Linked DNA regions of Homo sapiens: region 1 is linked to region 2. Evidence: chromatin loops called from intact Hi-C (ENCODE). Cell type or tissue: heart left ventricle. All regions are shown on one strand. Links, peaks and the distances in the headings refer to the core of each region. The heading gives the core; the rest is flanking DNA.

The links. Peaks named below come from ENCODE experiments on the same cell type or tissue, not always from the same donor. Only the 100,000 strongest peaks of a DNase experiment are listed, where the experiment ranks them.
Region 1: a loop joins it to region 2, with 4 times the contacts of the local background. A loop is called at or near these places in 2 of 110 quality-filtered maps.

Annotation. Positions count from the first base shown.
Region 1 is chr3:193,013,323-193,018,707 of GRCh38, reverse strand. No RefSeq gene overlaps it. Among named protein-coding and RNA genes, the nearest start is that of MB21D2, 98 kb to the right of the region's middle. In heart left ventricle, for the core only: no CTCF peak of the experiment used is centred there; a DNase peak (open chromatin) is centred at 2,167.
Region 2 is chr3:192,823,199-192,828,583 of GRCh38, reverse strand. All of the region lies in intron 1 of MB21D2 (Mab-21 domain containing 2), which reads left to right. Among named protein-coding and RNA genes, the nearest start is that of MB21D2, 92 kb to the left of the region's middle. RefSeq lists a silencer at 3,376-3,552. In heart left ventricle, for the core only: a CTCF peak has its summit at 2,511; a DNase peak (open chromatin) is centred at 1,185.

The DNA of each region.
Region 1 (5,385 bases), core at 166-5,165, 190 kb before region 2:
CTGCTTCTCCCAGTCCACTGACTCAAATGTTAATCTCCTTTGTCAACACCCTCACAGACACATCCAGGAATAGTATTTCACATCCTTCAATTCAATCAAGTTGACACTCAATTTTAAGCATCATACCTTCCTTTATCTTTTCTACATCATTTGAATTATTGGATCTACTTTTGCTATTGCTTATGTAGATGGATATCACAATCTATTATTTATATCAGCCAATAATCATAGACTTGGAAGAGGCCTCGAAGATTGTTAAGTTCATCCTGTATATTTTACATATATTGAAACTAAGACCTAGTAAGAAGGAACAACATGTCCAAAGTCACCCAGGTTTTTAATAGTAGAACTAGCACCAGAAGTCCGGGCGTGATTGCTCATACCTGTAATCCCAGCACTTTGGGAGGCCGAGGCGGGCAGATCAAGAGGTCAAGAGATCGAAACCATCCTGGCCAACATGGTGAAACCCCGTCTCTATTAAAAATGCAAAAATTAAATTAGCCGGGCATGGTGGCGGGCACCTGTAGTCCCAGCTACTCGGGAGGCTGAGGCAGGAGAATGGCGCGAACCCGGGAGGTGGAGCTTGCTGTGAGCAGAGATTGCGCCACTGCACTGCAGCCTGGGCGACAGAGCGAGACTCCGTCTCAAAAAAAAAAATTAGCTGGGCATGGTGGTGCATGCCTGTAGTGTCAGCTACTTGGGAGGCTGAGGCAGGAGAATCGCTTGAACCCAGGAGGCAGAGGTTGCAGTAAGCTGAGATCATGTCACTACACTCCAGCCTGGTGACAGAGTGAGACTCTGTCTCAAAAAAAAAAAAAAAAAAAAAAAACCAACAACAACAAAAAAACTAGCCCGAGAAAATTACTTCTGACTCCCAAGTTAGAATTCCCTTTGCTCTACCACACTGTTAGTAAATACCAAGCGATTCATCAGTATGTGACATCTCTGGCATTCTGAGCTCTGTTCTGTGAGGGTAATTAGATGTATAGCCTCCCGTTATATTTGTTAGAGGCATTTAGAGATATCAGCTATTCTTTCGCCTTCACCTCCCTCTCTCTGGCTATTTCCACAGATTTTCAACTGATCACTTTTTAAAATCATATCATTTCTATGAATCAGGCTTATTTGGATGTGGGTGACAGGAAGCCAACTCAAACTAATTTATGCAAAGAACAATTATTGGGAAAGACTGCAACATGTCTTCTAGTGGTAAAGGAAGTGAAATAGTGAAGGACTTTCTAAAGAAAAGAACTGTTTGGGATTCATGAATCTTCTCTGTACTGCCATTTTCAATGACACCCAGTCTCTCTGTCTCTTTTGTTTTTAGTTTTAAACGAGAGAGAGAGAATAGATCAGCTCAGCTAATGTCCAGTGTCCAATTTGCTATAGTGAGAGTTGGAAGGTTACCCACATAGTACAGCTCCACTAGAGACCTCCCTTATCTGAGCATCAGAGGCTGTCCCTAAAGAAAAAGGAATCATTGTGAAGAGAGCAGCAGCCCCAAAAGGTATGTATAACATTTCACTACATATCTCCACAAGTAGATCGGGAGTTTCCAGAAGGCAAGGACCACGTCAACTTCATCTTTATACAGTATTTTCAAACATTTTTCTTGCCTTCTGTGTAATAAACACCTAATGCACATTTGTGGATCTGAATTGTATTAGATCTACTGTTTCTTTTTATCTAGGCCTACTGAACTAAGCTAAGAAAGCTACAGTATACAACTAATAAGAAAGAGGACTTTGCATTGCTTTTGGTTATTTGGAAAACCTCAAACCCAAGCCAATACATCCTCACTCCAGTGAAAAATACCTAACCACGCTTCCCTCCCCAGTTTCCTGTAGATACAGAGTTCCTCTTTCTCGGGCAGCCTCTCTACTGGAAGTGTTTCTTCCTGACATCCTGGAGCTTCCCCACAGCTAAGTCTTCAGTGTTTCAAATAGAGCCCTGCTGTGCTCAGGTCATTAGATTCTTGTCTTTCCTCTTCATATGACAGACATCGAGAGAACACATTCTCTTCTCCTGAGAAAAAGCTCCAATTAGATATGCTCATTAAAGCCCTGTGATTCTCCTGCTTCCTTCAAATGGACAACAAAAATGAATCACTTTATGCCGACCTGAAACCTGGCCAGGGAGCGCCTGCCCAGGCCACGTGCGGGCTGACTGCCAGGCCCTTGTGAGATGCACTAGGCAGTTTCCCTGTCAAATACCAGATTCTGCTGCTGCCTTCCAGCTGGTTATCAGAGCTGGCAGGCAACTGCATAAAGAACCCTGAACAAAAGATCACAGTTTACCCAGCATCAAAAGGATAATAACAAATTAAGGTGAAAACAAAGTCAAATCTGCCCCCATTCTGCCCCTAATTGGTCTCACTTACCCATTCCTGGCTTTTCAAGTATAGGCTATGTGCTCGCTTCGGCAGCACATATACTAAAATCAAGTATAGACTATGATGGCGTGTGGTGGGAAGAGCACGAGATGGGAAGTCAGAACACCTGAGTCTGCTCACAGGCCCTGCCTCTAACTAGTTGTATAATCTTTCAGCCTCAGGTACCTCATGTGAAAAGAGGATACTATTAAGATCTTGCAGGTCACATACTTTATTTTAAGGTATGTCCCAATACTTTACTACCACTGATAAAACCACCAGTATTAGCTAATATTTATCAAATATTTATTCTGTGTCAGACACTGTTTTGTGCTTAATTACTATGTATTTGTTTATTTAATCCTTATAACAACTTTTTGAAAGAACCTAGTAATATTATTTTTCCCATTTTGCAGATGAAGAAACTGAGATTTAGAGAGTGAAATAACTTGCTCAAGATGATAACAGCCAGTAAATTATAGAGCTTCACAACCCATGTTTTTCATCTCTGCAGTAGTAGTCCAATAACATCTCAGTTATTGGACTCAGTTTGAGGCAGAGGGAGGCTAAGCTTCCTCCTTGGCCTCCCTCTGCCTCAAACACTTGGTTTCTGGTCTTAAGTACATGATATTATCTCCTTCAAATTGGTTCACTATTTCTGTACTAACCGATGAGGTCTGATTCCTTTTAAAAACCAGCACATTTCTGCCTTCTAAAACCCACCATCTACCATCCTCATTTGCCAATGCATGTGTTGCCTCATTAAGTCATCCCTTTTATTATTATCAGTTACCTCTTGACCATTATGTCCCATCTTTCCAGCCAGATTTGAATACATGAAAGACCAGGACATGGATCACACTTCTTTGAACTACACTTAGTCCCTGGCACAATGTCTTTGTGCCAATCAGTAAATGTTAGTTGGGTTTAGTGTAGCTTCTTCCTAAGCTCTAGCCTAAACTATACTCCTTATTAGTGTCTATATGGTTATATGTGCTCTTTTTTGGGAACTATGGGATTAGAATTGTCGACCAGAAGCCTGGCAGCCCCCTCTGGGAGACATCCAGCTTTCATTGTGCAGGCAGCAGTGGCAAAGGGCACCCTGACCTATTCCTGTGTTCCTCTGCCAACTTGGTGAGTTACTTATGCCAGAGCTTCACCATGTCTGCACACCACCATGTGTCTGATGGGATCAGGACAAGCTTTCCTGGTGACGCCAGCCAAGAAAAAACAGCTGGCTAATGTGAAAAGGATGTTACCAGGCACCTGGCCCGCTTAGATCAGCTTTCTGTGCCAGCTTTGCATTCTGCATCAAGGCCTATGGTGACAGTAGGGATGACTACACCTTCTCTCCTCTCCAAAAGCTGGTCTGTAGGTGCCAAGTTCATAATGGTCATCTGTTGGGCTGTCTGTACATAGCACCTGCAGCTCAAACAACTAAGTCTGGAAGTTGCCAAGACCTTGGCACTCCCAGGGTATAATGGCAATGCCAAGAACTGAGGGGGCGACAAGTGTCCAAATTGTCTCATTGCCTCCTCTTGGAAGTTCCAACACCCAAATGCTGAAGGATATATGAAAGTTATTCCAGGTGCATTGTATTTTAGAAACATCATCTATTTCAGCAAATAGAGGAGATGCAAAATGTTCAGAAAATTGTGAGGAGCTTGGTGATTTTCAGGAAGGATGATGTCCTTTTATTGCTCCCACAATACTGAGTAATAAACAAACCTCAACGTGCTTTTAATAGCTAGCTGATCCCCGGTTTCACTGACAGCAAAGCAAGATAAACCAACTCTGGCTACAGCAAGAAGAGAAATTTGTAACCCTTGTTTTTCAATTGTACTCCTGCTGGGTGTGGTGGCTCATGCCTGTAATCCTAGCACTTTGGGAGGCTGAGGTGGGTGGATCACCTGAGGTCAGGAGTTCGAGACCAGCCTGGCCAACATGGTAAAACCCCATCTCTACTAAAAATACAAAAAATCAGCTGGGTGTGGTGGCACACCCCTGTAATCCCAGCTACTCTGGAGGCTAAGGCATGAGAATTGCTTGAACCGCGGAGGTGAAGATTCAGTGAGCCGAGATCATGCCACTGCACTCCAGCCTGGGTGACAGAGCAAGACTCCGTCTCAAAAAACAGCAAATAAATCAATGAATAAATAGTACTCCTAAGACTGCTTTGAAGGAGGTAGTGGGCAGGAAGGGTCCTGAATGGGGAAAATGGCAACAAAAGGAGAAAATACAAAAACATTTTTATCATTGTTTAAGTCTCTGTAAAGATAATTGACTTTTTAAAACAAAAATACTAACAAGGTACTGTGGGATTTATAACATAGGTAGAAGTCAAATGTGCAATAACAGCGCAAAGGCCAAGAGGGGAGAAATGTAGGCATACTCTTGCAAGGTTTAAATACTTGATGTGACACAGGATATCATGTGAAGAAAAACTGGAATAAAGTTAAGGTGAATACAACAACCCTAAAGCAGCCATTAAAATAAAACAAAAAAGAGTAACAGCTAATTTGCCAACAAAAAGAATAATAAAATAAATTATTTTAAAAAATCATGTGATCCAAAAAAGGCAGGAAAAAAATGGGGATGGAATGAAGGACAGAGGGGACAAATAGAAATGAAATAGCAAAATAGTATGTTTAAACCCAATCATACAAATAATCACATTTAATGTAAATAATCTAAATACTCCAATTAAAAGACAGACATGTTCGGATTGTATTAAAAAGCAAGTCTCAACCATTTGCTGCTTAAAAGAAATCAGTTTAAATACAAAAATATAAACTGGTTAAAAGTCAAAGTGTGAAAAAGATATATTATGCTAACATTAAATTTAAAAAATAAAAGCTAAAGTATCTTGATTAATAGCAGTCCAGGAAAATTTTAGAGCAAAGAATAGAATATTACCAAAGATAAAGAGGATCATTTAACAGTGATAAATGGACCAATTCATCAAGCAGAGATAACAATCCTAAATGCTTATGCACTTAAGAGTAGAGATGAAA
Region 2 (5,385 bases), core at 124-5,123:
TGAGTTTTATTGTATATAAAGTATACCTTAATAAGTATGACTTAAAAAAATATATCAACCTGTCCAAATCTACCATTTTCCAAATGAGAAAACAGGCCCCAGATGAGGAAATGACTTGCTAGGTCTTGTGAGTCAGGGACACAGGCATCTTGGGCCCCACTCCTGCTGCACAGGTGTGCTGGATCCTTGGCCTCCTGTCCCATTCTAGAGCACACTCCAGGTAGGACTCAAGTGCTGATCTTCATTTCTCCATGCGTCACTGTATGTGGCTTTTTAAAACCCACACTTCACTGTGCTGCCCTTTGGGCTGTTGACCTATAATTTGGCTGGAGGGCTCCTAATTAGAAAATAAAACAAATTTGCATTCAGCCAGAATCCAAAGAACGTCGTATTAGTCCATTTTCACACTGCTGATAAAGACATACCCAAAACTGGGTAATTTATAAAGAAAAAAGAGGTTTAATGGACTCACAGTTCCACATGGCTGGGGAGGCCTCACAAACATGGCGGAAGGCAAAAGATATGTCTTATATGGCGGCAGACAAGAGAATGAGAGCCAAGCGAAAGGGGTTTCCCCAGATAAAGCCATCAGATCTCATGAGACTTATTCACTACCACGAGAACATTATGGGGGAAACCAATCCCATGATTCAATGATCTCCCACCTGATCCCTCTCACAACAGGTGGTAATGATGGGAGCTAAAATTCAAGATGAGATTTGGGTGGGGACACAGCCAAACCATATCAAACAAAAAGCTACCAGTGAACTTCTATGCACATATGTCATTCAACTTTTATGGTGGGGAGCGGGAAGCAAAACTTTCAGTTTATTCAGAAGAGTGCCTTAAAGGACACTAAGTGTAGACAGAACAGAATGTTCTAGAGATAAACACCAACATCTTGTTGCAGAAAGCATGTAAGATTTGGAATGAGCGAGACCTGGTTTTAGTTTCTGACTCTACTTTCCACCTTCATGCCCCTGAGTAGCCACTTAACTTCTCTGTCTGGGAAATAGTGACCATAATTCCTACATCACAGGGCTTCTGTGAGGTTTAAATAAGAAGCTGGGACGTAGAGTACCTCTCCAGCTTCAATAGACTTCTCTAAGTGTCAGCACTGGGCTATGTGTTCCACACACATCATCTTAAACCCTCACAATCATTGTTCCCGTCGTGGAGGTGAGCCAGCCCAGGGAACACAATCTGCCAGTGATTATACCAGCTGGGCAGACCAGTGGTCATGAGTCAATTTCAATAAACGACTGTGGATCTGAATCAAGTTCTATTTATAAGTTAATAGGTTGGGGAGCTTGGAAAGTGTGAAATTTTGCTTCTTAATTTGAGAGGAAGCTTTCTTTTATACTTTTTGCCCTTTAAGAAAGACAGGGTGCCGGGCGCAGTGGCTCACGCCTGTAATCCCAGCACTTTGGGAGGCCGAGGCGGGTGGATCACGAGGTCAGGAGATCGAGACCATCCTGGCTAACATGGTGAAACCCCGTCTCTACTAAAAAAATACAAAAAATTAGCCGGACGTGGTGGTGGGCACCTACTGTAGTCTCAGCTACTTGGGAGGCTGAGGCAGGAGAATGGTGTGAACCTGGGAGGTGGAGCTTGCAGTGAGCTGAGATTCCACCACTGCACTCCAGTCTGGGCGACAGAGCAAGACTCCATCTCAAAAAAAAAAAAAAGAAGGAAAGGGAAAACAATTGAAGCCAAAATTGGGATGCTGAGTGAGTGCCAAACTTCAGCTGAAAGGAAGCTGTCCTCCCCAATCTCATCTGCACTCAGCCTCCTCTGTGTCTAGAAAAAAGTGCTCCAACCACCCGGAGACCTTGTGCTATTTAGGGTCCAGCTAATACCAGAGATGCAGGGAGATTCTCTCTGAGGGCATTCTCTGTAATCTCAAACTTGTCTGCCTTCTGAGATTAAGAGGCCAGTTTAACACTAACTGACATGGGGTCAACTAGGTTTAGGGTTGACTTTTATTAAAACTTAATTTATTTTTCCCTTTTATAATCACAATGATATACAAGTAGGTTTTCCATCTTCACTTGAAAATAATTTCTCATTCTGTCACACAGCCAGGCTAAATTTACAAAACACCAACTAGTTTTAATAGCCCAAGACAACTGGCAAAATACCAACTGGCAAACATACTGAAGACAATAGAATTGATTCCCGTTCTCTGTGTTTAAATCCCTCCACCATTTGCTACACGTGCCTTGACTCAATTTTCCTTTCCTGACTATAGTCATCCAGTATTAAGTGGCCAGTTAAACTTACCTTCCTACAAGCCCTGTGTACCATTTTGTGTTATGGATGTTGTACTCAAAGGGCATAGTTTGGTCTGAAAGTAAGTATGCAAGGTTCTAGTATATGGAGAATATGATAAATGTTAAACCTCTGTATGGGGAGAAAAAAGCACATAGTGTTTTAAGTCCTAGAGATTCCTCTACTGCCTAGGGCAGAATTACTATCCTCGTGAATAGTGTAGGAGCCTGAGGACCAGAAAAACTGGAGTCAAGACTAGTGGTGAAAATGGGAAACTGTAGACAGTTTCCCAGCACCAGCCTGGAGCTGTTGCTGCTAGACCACACCACATTCCCCTTGTGTAGGTTATTTAATAAATTCATTTCACAACCCATAAAGCACAGTAGGAAACAATGCAATTACTGAACCATTGGAACACAGCTGCCAACATCTTGTTTATTCAGAATTGTCCAAACACTTCCATGTGGGGGCGGGACTGATGCAATTTGCTGGTTCAACAGTTGACATTGATAAATTGGAGTTTCATTTCCTCTACCTTCTGTTGGAGGTGCTAATGAGCATTGAAAGGCTGGAGAAACACAGAAGGGAGAGAAGGGAGAATCTTGCCTCATCTACATACTAAGTAATTGAGCCTGGAAGATGTAGACTTGACACCATTAGGTAATAGGTGGACACATTTGAAGTCACTAATAAGGGCCAAATGCAATTAGTGTTGTGAAAATTTTAATTATTTAAATTCCACTTGCAGATTGTGTGGGCTGGAAGCTTCATTTAATAGGAGAGAATGTTTGCTTTTCCTAATATTCTTTTATGTTTTCTGATTTTTTTCTTTTTATTTCATGGGCACTATGCCAACATTCCTTGGCTTCTGGAAAATGAGGGAATTGGACTAGATGATCTCTGAGGCCTCTTCCATACTCCATTGTTTGACTTGCTCTGGCATGAGAATTTGCCTGAAATGAACTGCATTCCCCTACGCACACATTTATCCAGGCCTCTGTTTTCCAAACCACTAATTTACTCATTCATTCAGCAAGCTTACCATGTGCCAATTACTGTGTTAGGAACTAGAAGTAAAGTAGCATGCAGGCTGCAGTGAGCCATGATAGCACCACCGCACCCCAGCCTGGGCGACAGTGAGTCCCTGTCTCCAAACAATAAAGTAGGTAAGTGGCCTGAATATCACCAGACCTCGATTCTCGAGAGCTGGCTTTCTAAATGGGGGACAGGAAAGTAGAATATATTGGGGCTATTCTTGGGTAGAGTACACGGCAGAACATGAGCACGTAGGAGGACCGCTAAGCTAGACATAATCAAGGACAGCTACTCGGGGTATGTAATGTTTTAGGCAGATCTTTTACATAAGAAGGTAAAGATTGAGAGGAAGAAGAGTTTGGATAGACTTTGTTTGGTGTACCTCTTAGGACTTTCTGCGCACCTTTTCTATATGTGGCATAGAAGAGGAAAAAAAATTTCATAAAAAACACGGTTTGCTTGACGTAGGAACATGAAGTGGAAATAAATTGGAGTGATTTTTGAAGAATGAATGGCAAAGAGTTAACACTCAAACAGGTGACGTTATAAAAAGGCTAATAATTTTAAATGAAAACCTTAAATGCATATATTTTATAATTGCCTGCTTAAATACAGGCTGTGGGCTGCATAGCTGAACTCAAGCGCCTCTTTATAAACAGCTATTTTAACGAAATTTTTAGAGTTGAAAATACTTTAAAGGTTTTTGATACTAATCATTTCACACAAGGCAATTGATGTCCAGAAACTTTATTTATTTATTTATTTATTTATTTATTTATTTATTTTCAGAAATCAGACCATGTAATGGCTAAGCCATCTTCCCATCTCTCTGAATCCCTTTCTTCTTCAAAGGGTCAACTCAAGATATTACCTCTTCTAGAAGCTTCCTCTCATAATCCATCATCTCCCCTTATTTTCTATAAACTCCAACTTTAAACTTTCCATCATTAAAAAAAATTTAAAATACATGAATGTTTTGCCACATTATTTGAGGTCTTATTACATCTCCCAACCTACTTGAGCAATTTATTTTTTCTTTGATCCAACAAATTGAATTTTTACTATGAGGGCCTTAGACACTGGGGTGTGACATTGTTCTTGTCCTCAGAAAAAGCTTTCGGTCCAAGTGGGAAGATGGATAACATGGTTTTAAGGGGTGAGGTCCTAAATTCTTCCTTCGGAATTTACATCCCTCAGTGATCTAACCCTATTCCTACTGTTCCGTGTTCTCTTGGTGAAGCTGGATGTATTACAAAACTAGACATTGTCTTTTGTACTCACTGAGGTCTCTCAAAAACAAGTTCCTGAAATGCAGTGATTTTCACTGTCTTTTCCTCAAAGGTTGTTAGGCCATCTAGATGTCCTCAGATAGAAGTATTTCTGCTATGTTTTGGCATGGGAAACAATTATTATTTCCACAGTTTAAATTTTTTTTTTACTCTGTTAATCTGTCAGTTTTATTAAAAAACTTTATTTGAATAAAACAGGTTAACATGAGTACTGGAGTTCTAAATTAACCTTTTACACACATGAATATATGTCTTACAGTCCAAGCTAGCCATAAGTATTCTTTTTCCTGTCAAGCTCTGAGTAGACTTATTTTGGAGAAGGGTGTTTTTTTTTAAATGGAGTTCCACTCTTGTTTCCCAGACTGGAGTACAATGGCGTGATCTTGTCTCACTGCAACCTCTGCCTCCCAGGTTCAAGCGATTCTCTTGCCTCAGCCTCCCGAGTAGCTGGGATTACAGGCATGCGCCACCACACCCGGCTAATTTTTTGTAGTTTTGGTAGAAATGGGGTTTCTCCGTGTTGGTCAGGCTGGTCTTGAACTCCCAACCTCAGGTGATCCACCTGCCTCGGCCTCCCAAAGTGCTGAGATTACAGGCATGAGCCACCGTGCCCAGCCAGAGAAATGTGTTTTGTGAAGCAGCGAGTAGACGCAGTTAGGAATTCTCTAGTTGCAAGTCATTATAGAGATTGTCAGACATTTACTCAATGTTTTTAAAGCAAATTGGATTCATTTTTGTATGACATGAATTAAAATTAAACCTAAACAATTTCTTTGCAGGTGATTTTGAT